3 separate regions of the Homo sapiens genome follow, and all the other regions are linked to region 2. Evidence: chromatin loops called from intact Hi-C (ENCODE). Cell type or tissue: IMR-90. All regions are shown on one strand.

Region 1 (8,000 bases), 250 kb before region 2:
CAATGATACTTTGCTACAGAGGATTATTGTCAATCCGAGAATCAATTAGGGAAAATATATGAAAGACAATTCATAAATGTTTTGTAAACTTTAAATTTCTTTACCTGCATCAGTTACTTTTATTCTTATTTTTTGTTTTTTGGGACAGAGTCTTGCTCTGTTGCCCAGGCTGTAATGCAGTGGCACAATTACAGCTTATTGGAGCCTCAACCTCCTGGGCTCAAGCGATTCTCTTGTTTCAGCCATCCAAGTAGCTGGGGCTACAGGTGTGCACTACCACACTTGGCTAATTTTTTAATTTTTTGTAGATATGGGTTTTCACCATGTTTCCCAGGTTGATTTCGAACTCCTGAGCTCAAGTGATCCACCTGCCTTGGCCTTTCTTCCTTTTTTTTTTTTTTTTTGAGACAGGGTCTCATTCGGTCACCCAGGCTGCAGTACAGTGATGTGATCTCGGCTCACTGCAACCTCTGCAGTGGGGAGATACAGAATGAATAAAATGACGAATGGCTCCCTGACAGTGCTAGATGCTTGTAACTCTGAAGCCAACTTATAGTTTAAAAAGTAGCTTCCTTTTCTCTGACTTCCATTTTATTTTTCAAAAGGATCTCTATAAATCTATTAAAAATACTTCTAAGAATTATTGTTATGCCTATGTTCTTTTTCAGACAAAATAGAGACAGAGTCTATATTATGGGCTTAAAATTTTTAATTTAAAGAAAATCAGTGAAAGTTTATGTTAGTATAAAGACTCAGAGCCTTATGCAAAATATGAGAAATGGGGGTAGGGAGGGGAAATTCACCTAGTAAATGCAATCTATAGCTTCTTTTAAACTCATTCAGTTGTAACAGAAAATGAAAACATGTATTCTCAGAATTTTAAATCAGTAACTGACAGGAAGATGGTTTTTCAAAAATGGTTATCTTTTGCAATGCCTTCCACAAAGCACTTACTGAAAACAAAAACAGAAAAATGCCGCCATAAAAATCTGATGTTGTTAAAGTGGAACAGAATATTAGACAAACTTGACATTGAACAACTGCTATTTTACAGCATTAAAAATTTTTATTTAGTAGCCAAATGAAAAATGCTGGTGCCTCTGTTATTTTCTTTCCAATTACAGATTATTTAAATAACTGATGACACATTCTCAAACAGGAAAAATGATGGCAAAATAAACCAGGGTGATTCTGAGCTTGTTAAATATTTTGAAAGTAAATTTGCATGCTTTCAACCAACCGATTAAAACCAACTGATTAAACCAAATCAGTAATGTTTTGGCTTCTCCCCTACTTAAAAATTTAACTAAAAGATCTAAAAAAACTTTTGCTTCTGGCCAAGATAGAGTAGGGACTCTGATTTATTCTCCTGCTTAAAACAACCAAAAAAAGATGAACAAAAGACAGTTTACAAGACAATGAATATCAGGCAACCCAAGACAGCAATCCCTGGAGAGAAGGAAACAAATAGGCAAGCTCTGTGATTTTCCCAGCTTTCTGCCTTGAGAGAGGTTCCAGGCTGCTTTGCAGGGAGACAGAACTAAGGCAGAGCCCAGCAGATTCTTTGAGTTGAGGAGATGCAGATGAGATTCTGGGAGAGCAAGGAAACCAGAGTTCATAGGATGAATACCAAAGAGGAGAGAGCTGCAGAAAGAGACGAACGGTGTGTGGGAGGGCAGGCTTTGGAAACCTGCTGAGGATTTTCCTGGAGTATTCTGCTGATCAATGATCAATATGCACATGAGCAGAAAATAAACGTTGCCAGAAACTGAACCACTGAAAAGGATTAGTGGGAACAAAGCCTGGTGCTTGCACAGAGACAGAAGTAGTGCTTGTGCCTACCCATCAAACTGGAGAACCTCAAGATGAATGGGCCAATGGGTAGAGTGTGCTAAAGTGTCTTACCTCAGTAGTGGGGAGCAGATAAGTCTCTGCTCTGGTCCTGCCTAACAAATCTTAAAAGCAGGATCCAAAAGGATGAAACTTCTCAAGTAACTTATCTGTGTTCCAGCACAAAACTCAATAGCATAGTAATAAAAGAAAAATCCACCACCCAACTAGGCAAAAAGCTTGGTGGTGATTTTTGAACCAACTGGGTTTATTAACTCACTACATCAAGGGAAAACACCCTGGGGAGCCCTGGGGCATCTCAGAAAGAGAGTGTCAGAAAGGGGTCATTATGGGATGTTATAGGTGATTTGCATGAGAGTTTCATGGGGCAGGGCTTCGTTTTGGTTTAAATGTTCTAAGAAAGTGGGGGTGATTCTATGATTTCGTATCTTATTAAGAGATTAGACAAAGGCTAAGGCTGAAATTGGTGAAGAAACAGCAGTCATTCATATTAGCCAGGACCTGAAGATGTTTGGTCATTTTTGTGGTTTGGACAACGTTCATGTTTGCCTGTGTTCAGACATGATTATGGAGTTGGCTTGTGTTTGTCTTGATCCATCAGAGTCACAAGAGTGGTTGTGTCTGATGTTCATATTCCATGAAATTGTTTGTGTTCAACAGGAGAACACTGAGGTCTGGCTGTGAGTGCCCATTCAGCTCCTGGCTGTCAGAGACTGCCTTTCTCATTACTCTCAGCAGCTCTCAGATTTTGCAGCCCCTGGTCCTACTATCAAAAGCTTAGTCTGCCTCTTGGTTTCCTCTTCCAAATCTGCAAATGCCCCTGGGGAATTTCTGGAATCCCTCGTTCACCTCTTTGGGTTTCCAACTTTTCTAGAATCTTAGCTTAGTAATTCTTCACTATCTTTTTAGACTTTTATGCTTTAAAGATCTTTTTCTATTTTGTCTGTGTTTACAATTGTCTTCAGTGGGAGGGTTGGTCCAATTACATACTGTGCCATTACAGCAAAAGGCAGCACCCTCCCCCATCCCTGTCCCACTTGCAGATTTCCCTAAGCCTCCAAAAAGGTTTTTCTGGGCCTTTTGCCTGGGCACCCATCCTCTTCTCCGAACCATTTCAATGTGGATAGATGTCTGATCACCTTACAATAGCTCCACAGTCTTCATGGTCAGATTATTGAGGAGTTTTCACTAGACTTATGTTTAGGCTTCCCTAATTCAACACTCTTCGTTTCCTTCAGCTGTCTTCCTAACTCTCCAGAGCCATTTGACAATGTTTTTTGATATTTGAATACAGCAAAAAACCCCAAGCCCTTTGTTCCAGACAGATTGCTCCTTCTACCATCCTTTTCTATAAAAATCCTGAATCTACCTGTTATTTTCTAATAAATCTGTAAACTAAATAAATATGAGTGGGCTCATGGTTGTACTTTGGAAATATGTTGAGTAAGCTAATTCTCAACTTTCATCCAGGAGTAAATAGAGTCTTCTTCTTTTCATGAGTGTCCTCTGTTTGTACCTCTCTGAAGCCAACACTTGGTATAAAACTAGTCAGTGGAGGGTAGAGGGTGATGGGTACATACTTTTAAATAAGCAGTTATCAACTAGAGAAGTTATGGATTACAGCCTTCAGGCCATGATGTACAGTTTACCACCTAGCTTTCTGAATTTTATTGACTAATAAGACAGGTCACTCTATCTTCAGAGCAAAGCAACTCTGTGTAACCCTAGCTATGCATTTTAAATTACAATCAGTGTCATCTAGTAGCCAACCAACAAGTTCTCTTGAGCGAAGAAAGCAAAAGCAGCAGGAGCTTCATCTAGTGGTAACAAGTGTAACTGCAGAGACTCCTGTGTTGTAGAGCTAACACTGTGCAAACACACATCTTGAGGCAAATCACACAATCCAAAAAGCAATAACATTCTACGAGTATACAACCCAGACTTAAGATAATCAGATTTATAGGTAGGCTTGGATTTCGATATATGAAGTTGAGGACTGGGGGTGAGAATTTTTATGATACCATTACTAAATCTAATTTGAATGCTTGAATAACTATGCATTAGTAGAGCCTAGGGCAGTGATTCTCAGAGTATGCCTTGCCCCTCCAACAGCATCAGCAGCATACTGAACATTTGTTAGAAATGCAAATTCTCAGTCTTTCCCAAATGGAATTAATTGGAAACTCGGGGTGACGTCTAGAAATCTGTATTTTAACAAGCTTTTGAAACGGTTCTGATACACACTAAAATTTGAGAACCACTAGCCTAGGGTTAGGAGTTCAGGATCTTAAATAAAACATTCCCTCTTTATATCCCAGCTCAATTCCTGAATGGCTGAGTGGACTTGGGCAAGACACTTTTTCTCTAAGTTTTAAGTTCCTCATTTATCAAATGTTGGGAAAATAGCACAAACTTCATAGGGCTGTTGTGAGAATGAAAAGAGATATATCTGTGTTGCCTTAGTCAAAGTTCCCCACAAAAGACAGCATAAGGCAAAGTTTAGGTATTAATGCTCTACTGAAGGAGTGGTAGGTTGTATTTCCAAGGATGGCCACACCGATAACCAGTCTCATTTGCTCTTGTTAGTGAGGTCTCTGTTTCCTCCCCTTGAATCTGGGTAGATTTTTGTAACTGCCTTCAATAATATGCAGCAGGTCATAGAAGGGAGGTGGCTTCTGTGCACATGGAGGGCTGGGCTGACTTTTAAGAGAGAACTGATTGTATACATTTCTTTCCAATGTTGGGTCAGTGACTTCAAGTTGGTAGCCTGAGAATAGAGTTTTTTTGTTTGTTTGTTTGTTTTTCTTTTTTTTGGAGATGGAGTCTTGCTCTGTCACCCAGGCTGGAGTGCAGTGGTGTGATCTCGGCTCACTGCAACCTCTGTCTCCTGGGCTCAAGCAATTCTCCCTGCCTCAGACTCCCAGGTAGCTGGGATTACAGGCACTCGCCACCAAACCTGGCTCATTTTTGCATTTGTAGTAGAGACAATGTTTCACCATGTTAGCCAGGCTAGTCTTGAACTCCTGACCTCAGGTAATCCGCCTGCCTCAGCCTCCCAAAGTGATGGGATTACAGGCATGAACCACTGCACCCAGCCCACATAGAGTATTAAAGCAGGTAAATAAACAAATTATACAAAGCAGTACCTTTTTTTTCCCCACCATGAGAGCTGGTTGTTAAATATTTCTTGGAACTACTACTTCTCCTTGGTTCTGTCTCTCTCTGCTGGTCCTTGGAACCTGCCATGAGGCTATGAGGAATCCCAGGCCCACAAGTAGAGATGACTTGTTGGCATTCTGGCAGATACTTCCAGCTAGGTACTTCCAGGTGACAGCCAGCATCCAATACCAGACAAGTGAGTGAATGAGTTTCAAATCATCCCAACGCCACCCTTCAAGAATTCCACCTAAGACTCCAACATTTTGAAGCAGAGAAGAGTCATCCTAGCTATGCCCTGTCTAAATTCTTGACCTATAAAAACTGTGACAAATAGTAAATAATTATTGTTGCTTTAAGCCACTAAGTTTTGTGTTAATTTGTTATGCAGCCATAACTAAAGCACAGGGTATAATCTCAGGGAGAAGCCCAGCACGGTGGTTCATGCCTGTAACCCTAACACTTTGGGAGGCTGAGGCAGAGGGATTGCCTCAGCTCAGGAGTTCGAGACTACCCTGGACAACATGATGAAACCCCGTCTCTATTAAAAATACAAAAATTAGCTGGGCATGGTGGCGGGTGCCTATAATCTCAGCTACTCGGGAGGCTGAGGCAGGAGAATCACTTGAACCTGGGAGGTGGAGGTTGCAGTGAGCCAAGGTTGTACCACTGCACTCCAGCCTGGGCAACAGAGTGAGACTCTGACAAAAAAAAAAAAAAATATCAGAAAGGTAAAGCAGGGAAAAAGGGAAGTGAGGCAGGCAGAGAAGGAGGGAAATAAGCACAAAGCTAGGTACTGATGACCCAGTCACTCATCAAGGAAACGTAGCTGGTTGCTTGGTCCTGTGGGACATCCCCAGAGAGGCAGTATGGAACTCCTGGCTTCAGAATGGTTTATTTATAGAGTAAAAGGTGGACAAATGATCTGCTGACTTCTTCTTCTCCTGTTTGTCAATAGCACATCAACTCCTCAGCACTTCCAGCTTGTGTCAGCAGGTCCCTCCTGGTGGCTGACCAGCCTCCAGGCTGGCTAGTGTGCATGTACGAGGTCTCTCCTAGAAGGTGCCTTGTGATGTCTCCCAAGTTTCTTGTGGCTGTAATGGCAGGAACTATGGCTTTATAGCTGCGGGAATGACATTGGCTATTACTAAAGCAACTGCACCCAGAAAAACAACTCAGGCCCTGGGGCAGAGCTGGGATGGCGTATCAACCGGGTTGGGCATACATGTTAAATAAACATCCTTAATGAATGTTGGTTATAATTATCACTATTACTACTATATGTTACAAACACTGATGTTTGTCTATTTGTTTTCCACACAGATGTGTTTTTATTACTAAAATTGATATGAATATTGAAGAACGTAGAGATTAGCCTAAAAGTTGGCTCTTTAAGGCAAGAGTCACAGACCAAAATATGGGATGCATTAAGTATAAACAGCTTGTACACACATTAATTGCAGAGTTTAGATTATGTTGACACTTAGGAAGGGGAAGAGAACCAGAAAATGTGATCACTTTACCAAAGGAGAAAGTACAGGCTTGGCATAATGAGAGAATAAGGCATAACACTGGAAGCATGAAGCATGTAGATAACACTACTAGGCTTTGTACTTGTTTAAGCTAATAGCTATATTTCATTTTTAAATGGCTCCTTTTGTAAATACATAGAATAGTAATGTTACAAATAGATGTTACAATTGCTGTAAGTATGTATATTTGGTAGATTGAGTATGAAAAAAGCGATCTTGTATAGAACATACATGCGTAGAGTAAAAACACAACTAATTTTTGTCAGTCTGGGTGTAATGTCTTTGAGAAAGAAAAGTTCTTGACAAGGCCTGATGAAAGCAACATGGTTTGGAAGACAGTATTGCACCGCTTGTGTGGACCTATCTTATTTGACCATATGTAAATGAAGGCCATTCATCCATTCCAAAACCCTTATTGAGTATGCTGTGGAACTAGATTAGATGTGGTGTGGTAGGTGGTAGTAGAATTAAATGTTAGAGTTAAAGAAATTTTAGAATACAGTACTGGTATGGCATAATTAAAGCCTAAAGTAAGAAAAATGAAAAATAGAATAGTTACCTTTATTTTTTGGTAGACTAAAAACATTTGAGGGTTATTTGGAAATTGTATTTATTTTCCACTGCTGATTACCAATTTAGAAAACAAAACCTCAGATGTATTACTTGTAGAGAACAATTAACTATCTACCAAGTATTTCTACCTGGGTATTTTGACATCATTTCTGTAGCTTGCTAATGTTAAGCAAATCTCCCATTTCCTAATTTACTTAGAACTAGTTCGTACTTTGGAAAGCAGTAGGGCTTTTATACACATATTTACAATTGGAACAGGAGCAAAGGCCAACAGGTTATATTATTTCAGTGAAGACATTAGAAATGAAGGAAATGGACCTCCTTCCAATTCTGTTCTGGTTGGGTACTTTAATCACATTTTTTCTATAAGTTGCAGGTCTTGACTAATTTTCTGTGTCTATAAAAACATTCAGAGACATTTCCCATGATATGGATAAAAATTTCACTCATTTAGAAGACAAGGAGGATGGAACAGGTCATAAGTTCAAAGGAAAATAACTCAGTGTACTATCAGGGACCATATCCCATCACTTCAATTGTAGTTAATTATTGGCTAAAAATCCATAGAAAAATTTCTAGGAAGAATGCATACAAAAGTTAAAGGACAAAAATAAAACATTAGCTTTAGTCCAGGGCTTGTTTTTGAAGTTTTTAGCTCTCTGCTCAATTTCCATGTCTTTCAGATTATTAGCTCATATTTGCATTTCTGTATCCATAAGATTTTTACTGAAGACACACCTTTTTATAAATTGGACCTTTGATAATATTTTTATAGTTTTAACTTACACATATATAAGTCACTTTGAAAAAAAAAGTATTGTTCCCTTTTCAACCTATCAAATCTTTCCAATATTCTAAGAAAATTACTATTGAACTTGCATTTTCAAG
Region 2 (8,000 bases):
ACGGGGTGGGGGAGGCTCGGGCATGGTGGACTGCAGGTCCCGAGCCCTGCCCTGCAGGGAGGCAGCTGAGGCCCGGCAAGAATGCGAGCTATTTGAGGGTGGCGTCAGTGAGCCGGCACTGCTGGGGGACCCAGCGCACCCTCCACAGCTGCTGGCCCAGGTGCTAAGCCCCTCACTGCCTGGGGCCAGCCCGCTGCCCCGAATGCGAGGCCTGCCAAGCCCGCAACCACCTGGAACTTGCGCTAGCTCGCGAGCGCCATGCGCAGCCCCGGTTCCCACCCGTGCGTCTCCCTCCACACCTCCCTGCAAGCTGAGGGTGCTGGCTCCAGCCTCAGCCAGCCCAGAGAGGGGCTCCCACAGTGCAGTGGCAGGCTGAAGGGCTCCTCAAGCATGGCCAGAGTGGACACCGAGGCCGAGGAGGTGCTGAGAGCAAGCAAGGGCTGCTAGCACGTTGTCACATCTCACTAAGACCAGGAGAATACCAGGCAAACCAGGATGGCTTTTCACCCTAGCCTGACTGCAAAGCTCTGTTACATTATCTTTAAGCCAAGAAGCACAGAGCTCAGATAGATCTCCCAGGAGGGCAAAGGACTCTCAAGAATATCCTAAGATGCTCAACATTTACCTTCTGCCTGAAAATCTGTTCTCCTCTCTGCAAGTGGGCCCTGGAGTTAGCCCTGTAGGACTGCGTGGATGGAGCTAAAGTCTCTGATCTGTTTTCCCATTCTAAGCCAAGCTCCTGCCACTGGCCCCCCTCAGTTAACACCCCTAGAAGATCCTTGTCCTGTGTGGAGAGCAGAGCCTTGTCCTATGTGGGACAGACCCCTGGTTCCTGTCCAGCTAGGCAAATGCTATTCCTTCCAGCTGAAGTAATCTCCAAATCCTCCTCCCTCCTTAAGACACCAGATAGAACTGCTTAAAAAATTAGAATAACCTCTACATCTTCCTAGTAAAATCCTTTCTCCTAAGAGTGTTTTTTTTTTTTTTTTTTTTTTTTTTTTTTTTTTTTTTTAGATGGAATTTTGCTCTGTTGCCCAGGCTGGAGTGCAGTGGTGTGATCTTGGCTCAATGCAAGCTCCGCCTCCCGGGTTCACGCCATTATCCTGCCTCAGCCTCTCGAGTAGCTGGGACTACTGGCACCCACCACCATGCCTGGCTAATTTTTTTTTGTATTTTTAGTAGAGACGGGGTTTCACTGTGTTAGCCAGGATGGTCTCGATCTCCTGACCTTGTGATTCGCCCGCCTTGGCCTCCCAAAGTGCCGGGATTACAGGCATGAGCCACCGTGCCCGGCCTCCTAAGAGTTTTAAAAGCAATATTATTGATGCCTGCATAAAGATTAAAATATACAAACTTCAGGTGAATAATGTCCAAGCTCTGTCCCTTTCTTTTTTTAGCTTGTCCTTTAGTAAATGATGACAATGGCATTTTGTAGGTGTTTTCCAATTTGAATATACCCAAATAATCGCCATTTTTGTTGGGGGTTCCTAGCCTGAGGTTTCTAGATAGGACTTGGGGGGATAAATGAACCCTACCTAAAGTTGTGTGCCCTGTTGTGTGTGTGTGTGCTCTTTTATAGGGCAAGAGTCTGTAGCTTTTACTACATTCTCAGAGCAGTCAGTGATTTAGAGATAGTTGAAAATCACTGGTGGAGAATTAACAAAAAATCAACTTGGGAATTTTTAAATAAAAGGTGTCTTTATTTTATAAAGTGATTCACAGTAGCAACCTGTCCCAGTGTGTTAGCCTATGATTCAAGCAATGGCCTTGATGTGTCAACGGATTAAGACAGAGCCATAAGAAAGGTGTGGTCAAGGCAGCAACAGGGAAGTGCGGCTGAAAGCTCCAGGGCACCATGCCCTGCCCTGCCATGAGAGAACCAGAGGCTTCGGACTCAGAGAAAAGAGTCCTGGGGTCCAAAACCCACTACCAAAAATTTTTTTGATAATCTTGGCCAGTGGTCAAGATGCTTGGTGTCTTATTTCTGGTGTATATGTATATGTATATGTGTGTGTGTGTGTGTGTGTGTGTGTGTGTGTGTGTGTGTGTATATATATAGAGAGAGAGAGAGAGCGAGCGAGCGCTTGGTGTCTAAGAGGCCACACATTGGACCCTGGACCTCAGTTTTAAGTTCATACCCCAACTCCACATCCTGTAGCCACATGATTTTGGAGAAGTACCCTGACCTGCTAAGCTGCTGTTCTCTTCCCTGTAAAGTGAAGATGGTACCAGTGCCTACCTCAGAGAATCTTGGTGAGGATGGAGTGTGATGATACATGCAAGTTAATTAGCAATACAGTCTGTGCCACATCAATGTCCCAGGCACTAAAGTGGATGGTGGCCATACATGAGGCTGGAATTCCTGACTTCTAGAAGCTTCTTGTCAGGAGGAACCTACTTGGTTGCTTTCTGTCTCTGACTCTTCAGTAGGACCTCACAGGCTGGAGAAGGGTTAAGGGAGGGGCTCCCTTAGGACACTGCCCTACAGAGCATCACTTCCATGCTTAGATGAACATCTTCTAGAGCTATGGATGAAGATTTAACACTTGGAGCCTGAGATGTAAACTGTGATGGTTAATACTGAGTGTCAACTTGATTGGATTGAAGGATGCAAAGTATCGATCCTGGGTGTATCTGTGAGGGTGTTGCCAAAGAAGATTAACGTTTGAGTCAGTGGGCTCGGAAAGACAGACCCACCCTTAATCTGGGTGAACACGAACACCATCTAATCAGCTGCCGGCATGGCCAGAATATAAAACAGGCAGAAAAACGTGAAAAGACTAGACTGGCCTAGCCTCCTAGCCTACATCTTTCTCCTGTGCTGGATCCTTCCTGCCCTTGAACATTGGACTCCCAGTTCTTCAGTTTTGGGACTCAGACTGGCTTCCTTGCTCCTCAGCTTGCAGATGGCCGATTGTAGGACCTTGTGACCATGTGAGTTAATACTCCTTAATAAACTCTAATATATATTTACCCTATTAGTTCTGGTTGTCAAGAGAACCCTAATACCAGAACATTTACACTTGCCCTAGTATAAGTCACTGAGTCTCAGTGGCATGGACCTGTTCTCGGGACCCCTCTTTCCCAGCAAATGCTTGAAGCAAGAACCATTAAATAATAGGACGGCTGATAATCTCCTGATTCCCTACTCACTACCATACACCTCCACCTGACCCCTCTTAGGCTCCCTGGCCTCCTTCCCTGGGGCCTGGCGTGGTGGAGCAGGTTGAATTCTCCCTCAATGTGCGTCTCAGCCAAGGACAGCCCACAGAATCCTTGTCTGTTTCATTCTCCCTGTTGCCATTGGCACATTAGCAAAGCAATCTGATAGACTGGACTATGTGAACACACTCTGGGAGACAGCCCTGTGCAGCAGCACAGACAGTGCTGACTGAGTCAATGGGAGAGATGGTTATGGCAGAGTAAGGGGAGAGGAGGAAGTGAGACCTGCCTAGGGACTGCCAAATGCCATCCTGTACAGCTGCTCTTTGGCTTACGATGGGATAAACTTACTGGAAATAGAAAATATTGTAAGTCAAAAATGCACTTAATACACCAAAGCTGCTGAACATCATAGTTTAGCCTAGCTTACCTTAAATATGCTCCAACAATTACAATAGCCTGTGGTTGGGCAAATCATCTAACACAAAGCCTGTTTTATAATAAAGTGCTGAATATCTCATGTAATGTATTGAATATTGTACTGAAATTGAAAAACAGAATTGAATTGCTGTATGGGTACTCCAAGTACAGCTTCTACTGAATGCATATGATTTCTGCACCATCGTAAAGTTCAAAAATCTTAAGTTGAACTATTGAAATTTGGGGGCTGCCTATACTAGGCTAAAGCCTACTCACAGCTCACTCAAGGCAGCGCTGAGGGCCTCCCCAGTGCCCAAATTATTGCTTTTAAGTAACTAAAAGGCAAGAGAATATAATGAACTCATTAGCCTTCTTAGTGACAGGTGCCTCATTTTACCAAGCTTAGGGTGGGAGCAGTACAAGATGATGGATCCTTTTCATAATTCAACTATATATATATATTCAGTTTTTAAAAAGAAAAAAAGCACTGAGGAAGAGGGGTAATCTGGCACCCCTGGGGAGAGGCTGGGCCTAGGCTTTGGATGGAGGTGGGTCCCTGGCATTATTCTTGGATTTCCTCTGAATCTTTGGACTCTGTTTCAGGTTTATCTGCCTGAATAGCTTCCCGTTCCCCACAGTGAATGAATCATTTCCTCTTCTAATCCCCTGCCAAACATTTCAAATCATGTTTCCTTTTCTTGGTTAAGTACCTAAATTGAACTCACTGTGATGAAAAAGCAACCCATGGAAAACAGTTTTCATTCTCATTTATAAGCCTCCTGCCATAAGGTTTTTGGGAGAAGCTCGTGGGCATGTCCCGGCTGGATGCTTTTGCTGAAAATCCCTTGTCAACACTGAGGCGCTGTAGTAGGTAAGATTGCACACAGCATCAGGAGTGAAAGGCCCTGATTCTGATTCACTTCACCGCAATAACCTAACGAGTCAGGCATTTGCCAACAGCTAACACTCCATCCAGAGGGAAATGGAATCATTTGAGACAAAATGATGAGCTTCTGCTGCCATCTGGTGGAGTTCTCACCTTTAATCATGTTAATTAAAGGGTTCCTCACCAGAAAATGCTGTAGAGTTAGTGGTGGTTCTGGAAGGGGTTCCTTGGACCGGCAGCATTTGTATTACCTGGTCACTTACTGCTGATGATATATTGTTAGTTACTTTATACCTTAGATTCCTTCATTACAAAATAGACATAAAACATCTAACTCATAGGGCTGTGAGGATACCCAGCCTCACAATGCAGATAAATGAACAACAATTTAAAAAACAGTATAAGGCACCCAGTATTAAATCTAACAAAAGATGTGCAATTATTTTAAAAAGTATAAAATTTCATTGAAAGACATTTGGGAATACCTAAATATTTGCAGGCTCCACCCCAGACCTACAGGATTAAGATGTACATTGTAATAGAAGTCCCAGGTTATTTGTATAGAGAATAAAGTTTGAGGTACTTAACGTTTTCTCCAGGGAGATAGGTAGTTACTATTGTTGTTGTTGTTTTGTGCCTTTGAATACCCTTAAGTTGTTTCATTTAAAAATGCTTTAAAGACAATCATCAGAAGACAGAGTATGGATTGGAGGTTAAGAACACAGAATTTGGGGTCAGATAGAACTTGTTTTGCATCCCGTCCCCATCACTGACTACTGATAACATGGTGAGTTACTTAATCTTTCTGGACCTTAGTTTCCTTAGCTAGAAAATGAACGTGAAAATATCTAACTCATAGGGTTGTGAAGACTTAAACAGAAAATACAGATAGCACAAATAGTAGTATTACAAAATCTGAAGTACCTAGTATTAAATCTAACAAAGGATGTGCAAATATGAAAAAAGTATGAAATTTCATTGAAAGACCTTCGAGAATACTTAAATGAAAGGAGAGATGAAACCATGTTCAAGGATAAGAAGAAAACTGTCATTCATCTTCAAATCCATCTATTCTAATGCAATTCAAATTATAACCTCAACTGGATTTTTATTGCTGAACTTGACAAGCTTATTTCAAAATTTGAATGGAAGAAAACAGCTAGGAATAGAAAATTCTGAAAGAGAAGAAGATGGAGAGGGTCACTCTACCAGATATCAAGACTTATTATAAAACTATAGTAGTTCAGGCAGTGTGCTATTGGCACAGTGATGGATGACTTGCCAGTGGAACAGAATAGAGAGTTCAGAAAGAGACTCATACATATTTGGAAATTGGATACATGAAGCAGTGGCATTACAAATCAATAGAACATGCATGGGCTAACTGATAAACATTAATTGGTTACCCACAGAGAAAAATTACATGTACTGTGTATTTACACATGTATATATGTGTGTATGTATGTATATATGTGTGTATATTTATTTAGACTTCTTGTTTATATCATACACAAAGATAAATTGTTACCCCGTTGATAAGAGATCTAAACATCTAAAGCAAAACTAAAATAAGTTTGAGGAAAATGCAGAAGAATTTTTGCATAATCTCAGTGTAAGAAAGAGCATATTAACAAAATCCAGTAAACCAAAATTATAAAGTAAAAGATTTGATATATTTGATTAGATTAAAACGTATTTATTTCTTTAAACCGGTACAAGTGCAGATTTCTCTGTTTTTGTTTTATTTTCTTCAAATTTTAGATTCAGCGGGTATGTATGCAGGTTTGTTACGTGGATATATTGTGAAATGCTGAGGTTTGGGCTTCTATTGAACCCAACACCCAGAGAGTGAACATAGTACCCAGTAAGTAGTTTTTCAACTCTTGCTCTCTTTCCTCCCTCCCTGTTTTGGAGTCCTTAGTGTTATTGTTCCCATCTTATGCCCACATGCATGCAATGTTTAGCTCTCACTTATAATGAGAATATGTGGTATTTGACTTTCTGTTTCTGTGTTAATTCATTTAGGATAATGTCCTCCTGCTGCATCCATGTTGCTGCAAAGGACATGATTTCATTCCTTTTTAAGGCTGAATGGTATTCCATAGTGTCTAAGTATCTCATATTCTTCATCTAAGCCACCATTAGTGGGCACCATGACTTTGCTATTGTGAATAGTGCTGCCATGAACATACAAGTACAGGAATAGCTTTAGTAGAACTATTTCTTTTCCTTCGGATAGACACATGGTAATGGGATTCCTGGGTCAAATTGTAGTGCTATTTTTAGTTCTTCAAGGAAACTCCAAACTGCTCTCCACAGTGGCTGAACAAATTTACATTTCCATCGACAGTGTATAGGTGTTCCCTTTTCTCTGCATCCTCACCAACATCTGTTATTTTTTGACGTTTTAATAATAGCTATGTGATTGGTGTGAGATGGTGTCTCATGCGGTTTTTGACTTGCATTTCCCTGATTATTAGTGTTGTCGAGCATTTTTCCATATGCTTGTTGGCTGCTTGTATGTCTTTTTTTGAGAAGTGTCTGTTCATATCCTATGCCCAATTTTTAATGGGTTTTTTCTTGTTGATTTAAGTTAAGTATAGATTCTGAATATTAGTCCTTTGTCAGATGTATAGTTTGTAAATATCTTCTCCCATTTTGTAGGCTGTCTCCTTACTCTGTTGATAGCTTCTTTTGCTGTGCAGAAAGTATTTGGTTTAATTAGGTTTCAATTTTTAATTTTATTACATTTGCTTTTGAGGTCTTAAAAGCATAAATTCTTTCCCTAGGCCCATATCCAGAAGACATTTTTTGTAGGCTTTCTTGTAGTATTTTAATAGTTTGAGGTCTTACATTTAAGCCTTTAATCCATCTTGAGTTAATTTTTGTATATGGTGAGAGGTAGGGGTCCAGTTTTATTCTTCTGCACATGGCTAACCAGTTTTCCCAGCACCATTTGTCGAACAGGGTGTCCTTTATCCATTGTTTATTTTTGTCACCTTTTGTTAAAGATCAGTTGTTTGTAGATGAGTGGCTCTGTTTCTGGGTTCTGCATTCTGTTACATGGGTCTATGTGTCTATTTTTGCACCAGTACCATGCTGTTTTGGTTACTGTAGTCTTTGTTCTTTTTGTTTAGGATTACCTTGGTTATTATGACTCTGTTGGTTCCATATGAATTTTAAGATTGTTTTTTCTAATTCCATGAAAAAATAATGTTGGTAATTTGATAGGAATTGTGTTAAATCTGTTAATTGCTTTGGGCAGTATGGACATTTAGAGCATGGAATGTTTTCCCATGTTTGTGTCATTTATGATTTCTTCCGTCACTGTTTTGTAATGCTCTTTGCAGACATCTTTCCCCTCCACGGTTAGACGCATTCCTAACTGTGCGTGTGTGTGTGTATGTGTGTGGCTATTGTAAATGGGATTATGTTCTTAATTTGGTTCTCAGCTTGAATGTCCTGGAGTGCATAAAAGCTACAGATTTTTGTACATTGATTTTGTTCCCTGAAACTTTACTGAAGTTTTCTA
Region 3 (8,000 bases), 110 kb before region 2:
AGCCAAAATTGACAAATGGGATCTAATTAAACTAAAGAGCTTCTGCACAGCAAAAGAAACTACCATCAGAGTGAACAGGCAACCTACAAAATGGGAGAAAATTTTCGCAACCTACTCATCTGACAAAGGGCTAATATCCAGAATCTACAATGAACTCAAACAAATTTACAAGAAAAAAACAAACAACCCCATCAAAAAGTGGGCGAAGGACATGAACAGACACTTCTCAAAAGAAGACATTTATGCAGCCAAAAGACACATGAAAAAATGCTCATCATCACTGGCCATCAGAGAAATGCAAATCAAAACCACAATGAGATACCATCTCACACCAGTTAGAATGGCAATCATTCAAAAGTCAGGAAACAACAGGTGCTGGAGAGGATGTGGAGAAATAGGAACACTTTTACACTGTTGGTGGGACTGTAAACTAGTTCAACCCTTGTGGAAGTCAGTGTGGCGATTCCTCAGGGATCTAGAACTAGAAATACCATTTGACCTAGCCATCCCATTACTGGGTATATACCAAAAGGACTATAAATCATGCTGCTATAAAGACACATGCACAAGTATGTTTACTGCGGCATTATTCACAATAGCAAAGACTTCGAACCAACCCAAATGTCCAACAATGACAGAGTGGATTAAGAAAATGTGGCACATATACACCATGGAATACTATGCAGCCATAAAAAATGATGAGTTCATGTCCTTTGTAGGGACATGGATGAAATTGGAAATCATCATTCTCAGTAAACTATCGCAAGAACGAAAAACCAAACACCGCATATTCTCACTCATACGTGGGAATTGAACAATGAGATCACATGGACACAGGAAGGGGAATATCACACTCGGGGGACTGTGGAGGGGTGGGGAGAGGGGGGAGGGATAGCATTGGGAGATATACCTAATGCTAGATGACGAGTTAGTGGGTGCAGCGCACCAGCATGGCACATGTATACATATGTAACTAACCTGCACAATGTGCACATGTACCCTAAAACTTAAAGTATAATGAAAATAAATAAATAAATAAATGCAAAAAAAAAAAAAAAAACCTTAAAGGATAAGGTAAAAAAAAAAATTCTATATTGCTATGGGTAGAAAAGGTAGATAACTTCTCATCTTATATTCCTGGGCAAGTATTGGAAGCAGCTCTTCAAAAAATCTAAGGAAGTTATGCCCACAATCACCCAGCTCAACACATCTACTTCATCCTGAGAGGACTTGAAATATTTCCTTTGAAAACTTCTCATATCCATTCATGTTGATGTCATAGTTGTGATACACTAGTATCAAGACAGCTGGCATCAGCATTGAAAGCTGAAAAAGCCGATTCAAATGCTCCTGGAAATTGTATTTGCTTTATTTCATATCTATACATTTGGAAGGGAGAGTCTGAGTCAACTCACATTTTAATGTCCTTGGTATTGATATCAGTACGTTATATATGGCATGTACTCAGTAAGCAGTTATTGAATATATAAATTTACAAATTATTTTTGGTATCTTGTTCACTCTCTATCCCTTAAATGCATGCTCTTCACAAAATTTTACATATAAGCAGTGTTCAGTTTTGCCAGATGATAGGTTATTTGAGCATACGTTTCTCATAAAAGAAACTTGAGAAGCACAGAGGCCCACGTTTCCGTCTGCTTGTGTGTGCTCACCTTGTCACCCGGCTTGCCAGATATTGCAGTGATACCAGCAACACTCTCTCCACCAGCAGAAATCATGTCTTGTGGTTTAGTCTAAGACAGTGAGGATAAAAGGTTGACAGAGCTAAGTATCTCTGCATGGCTATTATCAAGATCATGAGTTTCAAATGTCACTAACATCTGCCAGTTCACCCTCACGGACACCATAAGGGAATGTTTGCTCACTTCTATTGTACATGGTGCAGTGCTAAGCACCACATAAAGCTGGACTCAAGAGCCTAAAACGTTCACGCAGGTAACTTGCGTAGGTCAATCAGGCTAGGTAAGGATTGTGGTAAACTGGAGCACACATACCAGGTGTAATGGCTCTAGTCAATTGTTGCCACGTGAGCTCACTCTTACTAGATAGTCTGATTTTTCAAGAGAAGTTACAATTTGGGATGTTATGTGAAATGCCCTGACTTTGATTGCTGGCAATTAATTAAAAATAATTTTTTAACAACATTGTAAGCCAAACAAAATATACATGTGGCATTTAAGTGGTAGATCACAAATCTGTGATCTCTGATATAAAATATACTGTGAAGCAGACCTCGTTATTATCTTCCAAGTGCTCTCAATGAAAAAGTATTTCTTGTAGATGTTAATTCTTCTAAAAGGTGGCTGCTATTAACTACAGAAGTATGGAAGCAATTTCTAATTTTTGGCTCTGTAAGTTCAGCTCTTCTACAACACGACCCTAAAAATGCTTTAGGATTTCCATTTAAAGAACCAGATAATTCAGGGCACATATGTTCCCCAGCCCAGGTGTGGGGGGTCCAGGAGGCAGCCTCAATCCAAAGCTGCCTGTCTGGGAGACAGCAGAGCCTGCTGCCCTGCAGTCACAGCTGGTTATTGCTGGGCAGTAGGAGAAGGACGGACAGCGCATCCCCTAGACCAATCTGATGCCCTTCTCAAGCCATCCATGCATCCAAGTTCCTACAAGTCTATTTGAAAAACCAACAAAATAATAATACCAAATCACTATAATACAAAATATATTCAGCACAGCCCCATAGATTGAACTACACACCTCAGTGTGAACAGGGGAACCGTATCTTATTATCCAGTTGATGTTAAGGTTTTCCTATCAATCTGCTTCATTTACCTTTGGTTCTGTTGATTTCTCTGATGGCTGCTGTTCAGCTGATCTGGAAACTGCTTTTTTATTGTGAGCATCGTTACTTCCTGTATCTGATGCCTGCTTGGGTAGGCTTTTTGGCTGAAAGTACACACACAGGTGCCCACACACATATAAAGACATTGTTAACAAGATGGTAGTCTTAAACATAATACTGATACTTTTCTCTATAGAATAAAAATTGTTCATAACAGTTGTGCTGTCTGTGGTTCTAAATTATGTAAATTTCAATTAGTGTGATGTACATGTGACAATTTCACTTTAGGTACAAAATTTGAAATAGTGCAAATCCTTCCCCCAAAATTCAGCAAGAATCACATAAATTGTAAACACTGCTATTGCCACAGGATGGCACCATTTTAGCTGAAAAAACTAATATCCAACTATCCATTGTAGGGATTAGTTTTGAATTAATGAAAGATTTTAATTATATCCCACCAAAAGAGGTTGCCTTATAATTAAGTCCTGATGATAATCATTTACCTCTGTGTGTTCTTTTGGCTTTCCTTCTTGGGATTTTTTCTCATGAACCACAGACAGCTGTCAATTTCAAAAGATTAAACTTGATTACACTGGAATCCAACTTGTAATACTTTCAAACAAGAACAAGAACAAAATTCCAACTAAAACATTCTGCCTTTTTCAGGAAAAGCCCGCTTAGGCCCACTCAGGCCCACTCTTTAGGATCACAGAAGTAGACATGTGGTATCAGGTCAATAGTAACCCTGTCAGCAGTCTCTGAGAATGGTGATTATCAGAATAATGAAAAATTCAGTATTTCATCTGAATAATATTTTCAAATACACGTATGTCTCTAAATTACTGGTTGTTTTTCACAAATGTACACAGATAACACATGAGCCATGTGACTACTGAGTTTGTTGACAGCTAATCCCACTCTAGAAAATATATTTTAGGCCAGGCGCGGTGGCTCACGCCTGTAATCCCAGCACTTTGGGAGGCCGAGGCGGGCGTATCACAAGGTCAGGAGATCAAGACCATCCTGGCTAACACAGTGAAACCCCGTCTCTACTAAAAATACAAAAAAATGAGCCAGGCTTGGTGGCGGGTGCCTGTAGTCCCAGCTACTCGGGAGGCGGAGGAAGGAGAATGGCGTGAACCCGGGAGGCGGAGCTTGCAGTGAGCCAAGATGGCGCCACTGCACTCCAGCCTGGGCGACAGAGCGAGACTCCGTCTCAAAAGCAAAAAAAAAAAAAAACTCCTTTCATAGGATTTACAGAGTTTTGTTTCTTTGTTAGTAGAGAAGATCTTACCACCAGAAACCCAATTTTCTTGCGATTCAGTAGATAAAAGTATTTAAAGTGGAATAGAAGACAACTTCCACTTAGCTGCTGAATTCTTCACTCGGAGTACCCTATGTTCTACCATCCCCAGGGGCCACCAGGAGGCCTTCCACAAAATCAGACAAGCCTCACCTTTCACCCTCACCTGTGCCTGAAGTACCTGGGCTCAAATATCTGTGCTTTTCCACAGGAAACCTTGTGGTCTTGTCTTAGTACTTGCTTTAAGTGCTTGACAAAATAAAATGCAGCACCTTATTGAAGAGAAACATTTGTGCTGCCGTACACAACCTGGGGTTCACCTCCATGCAGAGGCAGAATGGCATTCATTCTGGACAGTCATGGGTCAGGAAAGTAACAGAAGCTAGCCTCCTGTGTAACTGTTAACTAGCTCCACCAACTGAGGTAAGACTGTCACGATAAACCCAGCCAGCCTCTTAGGAAAGATTCTCATCCCTAAGCCATCTAGGTGCTGAGTTCAGCAGACACCTTATTCTTGATGTCTCATTGGAATTGGAATTGGATATTCATTACTACTCTTTGCCTTTTTTCTTCTGTTCCTCTTGCTTTTTTCTTTTTTAAAGCAATCACTATACATATAACAAAAAACTAGATTTGAACAAAATGCTTCTGAAATAGTTTTCATTTATAAAATATTATATATTCTTTTTAACAATATACGGACTTAATGTTATATTTTATATATTCTACATGTACACAGCCATTCAAAAGGGTCTAAAAATTAATTAAATTAGCCAGCAACCCCCTTTACCATTCACAGCTGTGCCAAGGCAGGAAGTTGATTATTCATTATTATTAAAAAGAATCCAAATAACTAACTAACAGACTTAAACTATTTACCTTGGTTGACTGTGACTTCTTCTCAGGTTCTGTTTTTACAGCCTAAGTTCAGAAAAAAAGAAAGAAAAAAAGGAAGGAAGAAAAGAAAGATAGACATAGTTTACAAAGACTATCACAGATTTTCTTCAACTGAGGAAACTCAAAAGAGATGATTTTTAATGTAATTATAAACATTATCAGTTAAGTTTGTTACACTTTGCTTGAAATTGCAACTCTTTAGATAAACAATTAGGTATACTAGTTAATATTCTGCTTTACTATTCAGGGAGCAATTTATATCTCCTTGCTAGGTATATCAAAGATATGTAAAGATTTATTACTATTTACATGGTAACACATAAATGGGCAACAGAAAATAAAAACCTTCATCACAAAGCCAAGGGCACTGTGTTTCCATGCCACTAACACGGTGTTTTTATCAGTGAAATATTCATCACGGGTTTTGGCTGACAGTGTAAAACAATGGGATGGTGACAGAATTGAGGGCACAGAAAGCAGTGAAAATTACTTTTAGTGCCAGAATGTGGCTGATGGGCAGCTAAGCCTACAGAAAGTCCATGATGGGATCTCAGTGTTAACAGAAGACTGTGAATTGCAGTTATTAGCACATGCTGAGCGGGTGATGTAACCGTTAGTAAACAGAGATGCCCTAGTACAATGAACAACATCACCTGTTTTTTGTGTTTTTTCTTGTTAGGAAGATGTGGTCCTTCCATCTGTTGGCTGACTGGAATGGCCTAATATAAGAGCACAGCCCCAGGTATAATTTTATTTTATCTGTCAGTCAAATAAGTAACATGTACAAAAAGGGTTAAAATGATTATATCAATTCTATTCATCTATTGCATCTACTCGATGCATATGTGTATAACTCCAAGAAGCTGTAGGCACTTACATTCTAAGGTCCTAAGCAGATATTTCAGTTTGTGTTTACATTTTTTCAGTGAAGGTTTTTTTCAGCGAAGGTTTCCATTAATAAAATTAATTTCTCATTCCTTTCCTTTCCCTGTGTAAAGACTACATGAATATCATTTTTTCCTATGTATCCAATGTTTAGTTATGATCAAATAGTCACAGATGTAACGGAAAGTTTTATGAAATTCTGTCAACATAATCCCCCCAAAATTGTAAATATTTAGTGCATGGATTTTTACTGGGCACATCACAGTCCTGTATGCAGAGATCGAATTTAAAGTTCTAGAAATGCTTCTACAGAACTGGTTGTAACTTAGCATCTTTAGTATGATATTTTACAGTTTTATCCAACTAAACATTACTTGTGCAAAAACAAGTAAGTACATGCATGCATTCTCAATATAGGCAAGATATACAATCATGAATAAAACTTGATTAAACATTTCATGAACTTTTCAGTCAGAGATTACAAACTAGGGTCCGATGCTTCCTGCTGTTTCTTTCCTTTTTATCTGCTTGGTAGTATCAGCACAAACTAGTGGTTTTTATTTATTTATTTTTATTTGAAGAGGCTAAAGTCAATTATCCTCTTAATTTATCATGTCTTCTACTTCAGTAATGAAGACACATACTTTCTTCAAATAATGGCCCCTTGCTAGGCTAACACACTATTTTGGGAAGGAAACAAAGCTTATGATTGAAATGTTTTTAAAGAAATTTTAAATTTTGGATCCTTTCACACTACATTCTCATTAATGAGTTTCTATTTATGGAACTATCCTTTCAGTTTATGCAAATATAATTTATTAAATGATTAACAAGGAAAATAAGCCAGCTGGTAGTATAGTGCTTTGAATCTATTAATAGCTTGCAATTTGGCAATCAAGATTTTGCATGGGAGAACCTACACTACAATTAAGAATGTATGCTCACAGACACAAGCAGCTTATAATGCAATCTATATTTAAATCAGTAATTGCTGAATTTATTTTTGTAGTGATTGTGCTGAATATAATAATGATGACCATAATAACTAATGTGTATTAATCACCTCTCATGTGTCAACCCACTTTATCTTCATAATAATCCTATGAGACAAGTATTATTATACCCATTTCACAGATGAGAAATTGAGTTTAGAGCAGTTAAATAACTCCCTAAAGACATCCATGGTGGACCTGAGGTTGTGTGTTCTAGTCATCGCACTGCACTCTCTCCCCAGTAGTGGCCAACAGACAATCCCATCTGGACACTTGCTTAGGACAGGAATTGTCCAATATACATTATGTTTCCTTACACAGTCTTGTGAGGCAGGTACTATTATCACCTTCCTCCAAACTGTACAGATAAGGAAACCAAAGCAAAAAGAGATTGTCCAATATCACAGCTGATATGGAACCAGGTTCCAGGGAAAGAGACTTGAGGCCAAAAGTGGTCCCTAGTTAGCCACTGGGGACACTTCATTACGTGCATCTTATTTTTGTCTCTCCCCCTCTTCTCTCTCCTACTTTCCTCCAGTTTCACAGGACTGCCGAGAATTCTCATGATTAATGCTTAGAGAAGGGTGAAGAGTTTGCTGACATTTGTTCTAGGTAACAGGCCACGCTTGAAATAAACATTGGTCCTTGAGCTGAGGCACAGGGGATTAGAATCAGGCAACAGGATGAAAAAGAACCAAAAGAATAAAAAGGAAATCCTATATTTCTGGCTCTCTTTCCTATCTCTTTTCTTTGGTTTTCATGATCTCTAAATTCAATGAGATTATTTATTTATTTATTTATTTATTTATTTTTGAGACAGGGTCTTGCTCTGTCACCTGGGCTGGAGTGCAGTGGTGCAATCACAGCTTGCTGCAGCCTTGATCTCCTGGGCTCAAGCCATCCTCCTGCCTCAGCCTCCCGAGTAGCTGAGACTACAGGAGTAAACCACCACACCTGGCTAATTTTTTGTAGACACGGGATCTCGCTATGTTGCCCAGGCTGGTCCCAAACTCCTGGGCTCAAGCGATCCTCCCACCTTGACCTCTCAAAATGCTGGGATTATAGGTGTGGGCCACTATGCCTGGTCTTAATGAGAACTTTT

What was found. Peaks named below come from ENCODE experiments on the same cell type or tissue, not always from the same donor. Only the 100,000 strongest peaks of a DNase experiment are listed, where the experiment ranks them.
Region 1: it touches region 2 in a loop (3-fold over the local background); 11 of 110 quality-filtered maps call a loop at or near these places.
Region 3: it touches region 2 in a loop (9-fold over the local background); 49 of 110 quality-filtered maps call a loop at or near these places.

Annotation. Positions count from the first base shown.
Region 1 is chr5:96,864,740-96,872,739 of GRCh38, reverse strand. It overlaps a transcript of ERAP1 not described here. Among named protein-coding and RNA genes, the nearest start is that of ERAP2, 7.8 kb to the left of the region's middle. In IMR-90, a CTCF peak has its summit at 3,669 (motif pointing left); a DNase peak (open chromatin) is centred at 3,649.
Region 2 is chr5:96,610,803-96,618,802 of GRCh38, reverse strand. The region is part of intron 4 of LOC101929710 (a long non-coding RNA gene); the gene reads right to left. It also overlaps a transcript of CAST not described here. Among named protein-coding and RNA genes, the nearest start is that of CAST, 48 kb to the left of the region's middle. In IMR-90, a CTCF peak has its summit at 4,607 (motif pointing left); a DNase peak (open chromatin) is centred at 4,522; H3K4me3 peaks cover 355 bases; H3K27ac peaks cover 205 bases.
Region 3 is chr5:96,724,534-96,732,533 of GRCh38, reverse strand. It overlaps CAST (calpastatin), which reads right to left. Exons shown (of 32, transcript NM_001750.7): 5 at 5,675-5,740; 6 at 5,004-5,045; 7 at 3,325-3,381; 8 at 2,809-2,922; 9 at 1,674-1,754. Among named protein-coding and RNA genes, the nearest start is that of CAST, 66 kb to the right of the region's middle. In IMR-90, a CTCF peak has its summit at 3,176 (motif pointing right); no DNase peak of the experiment used is centred here.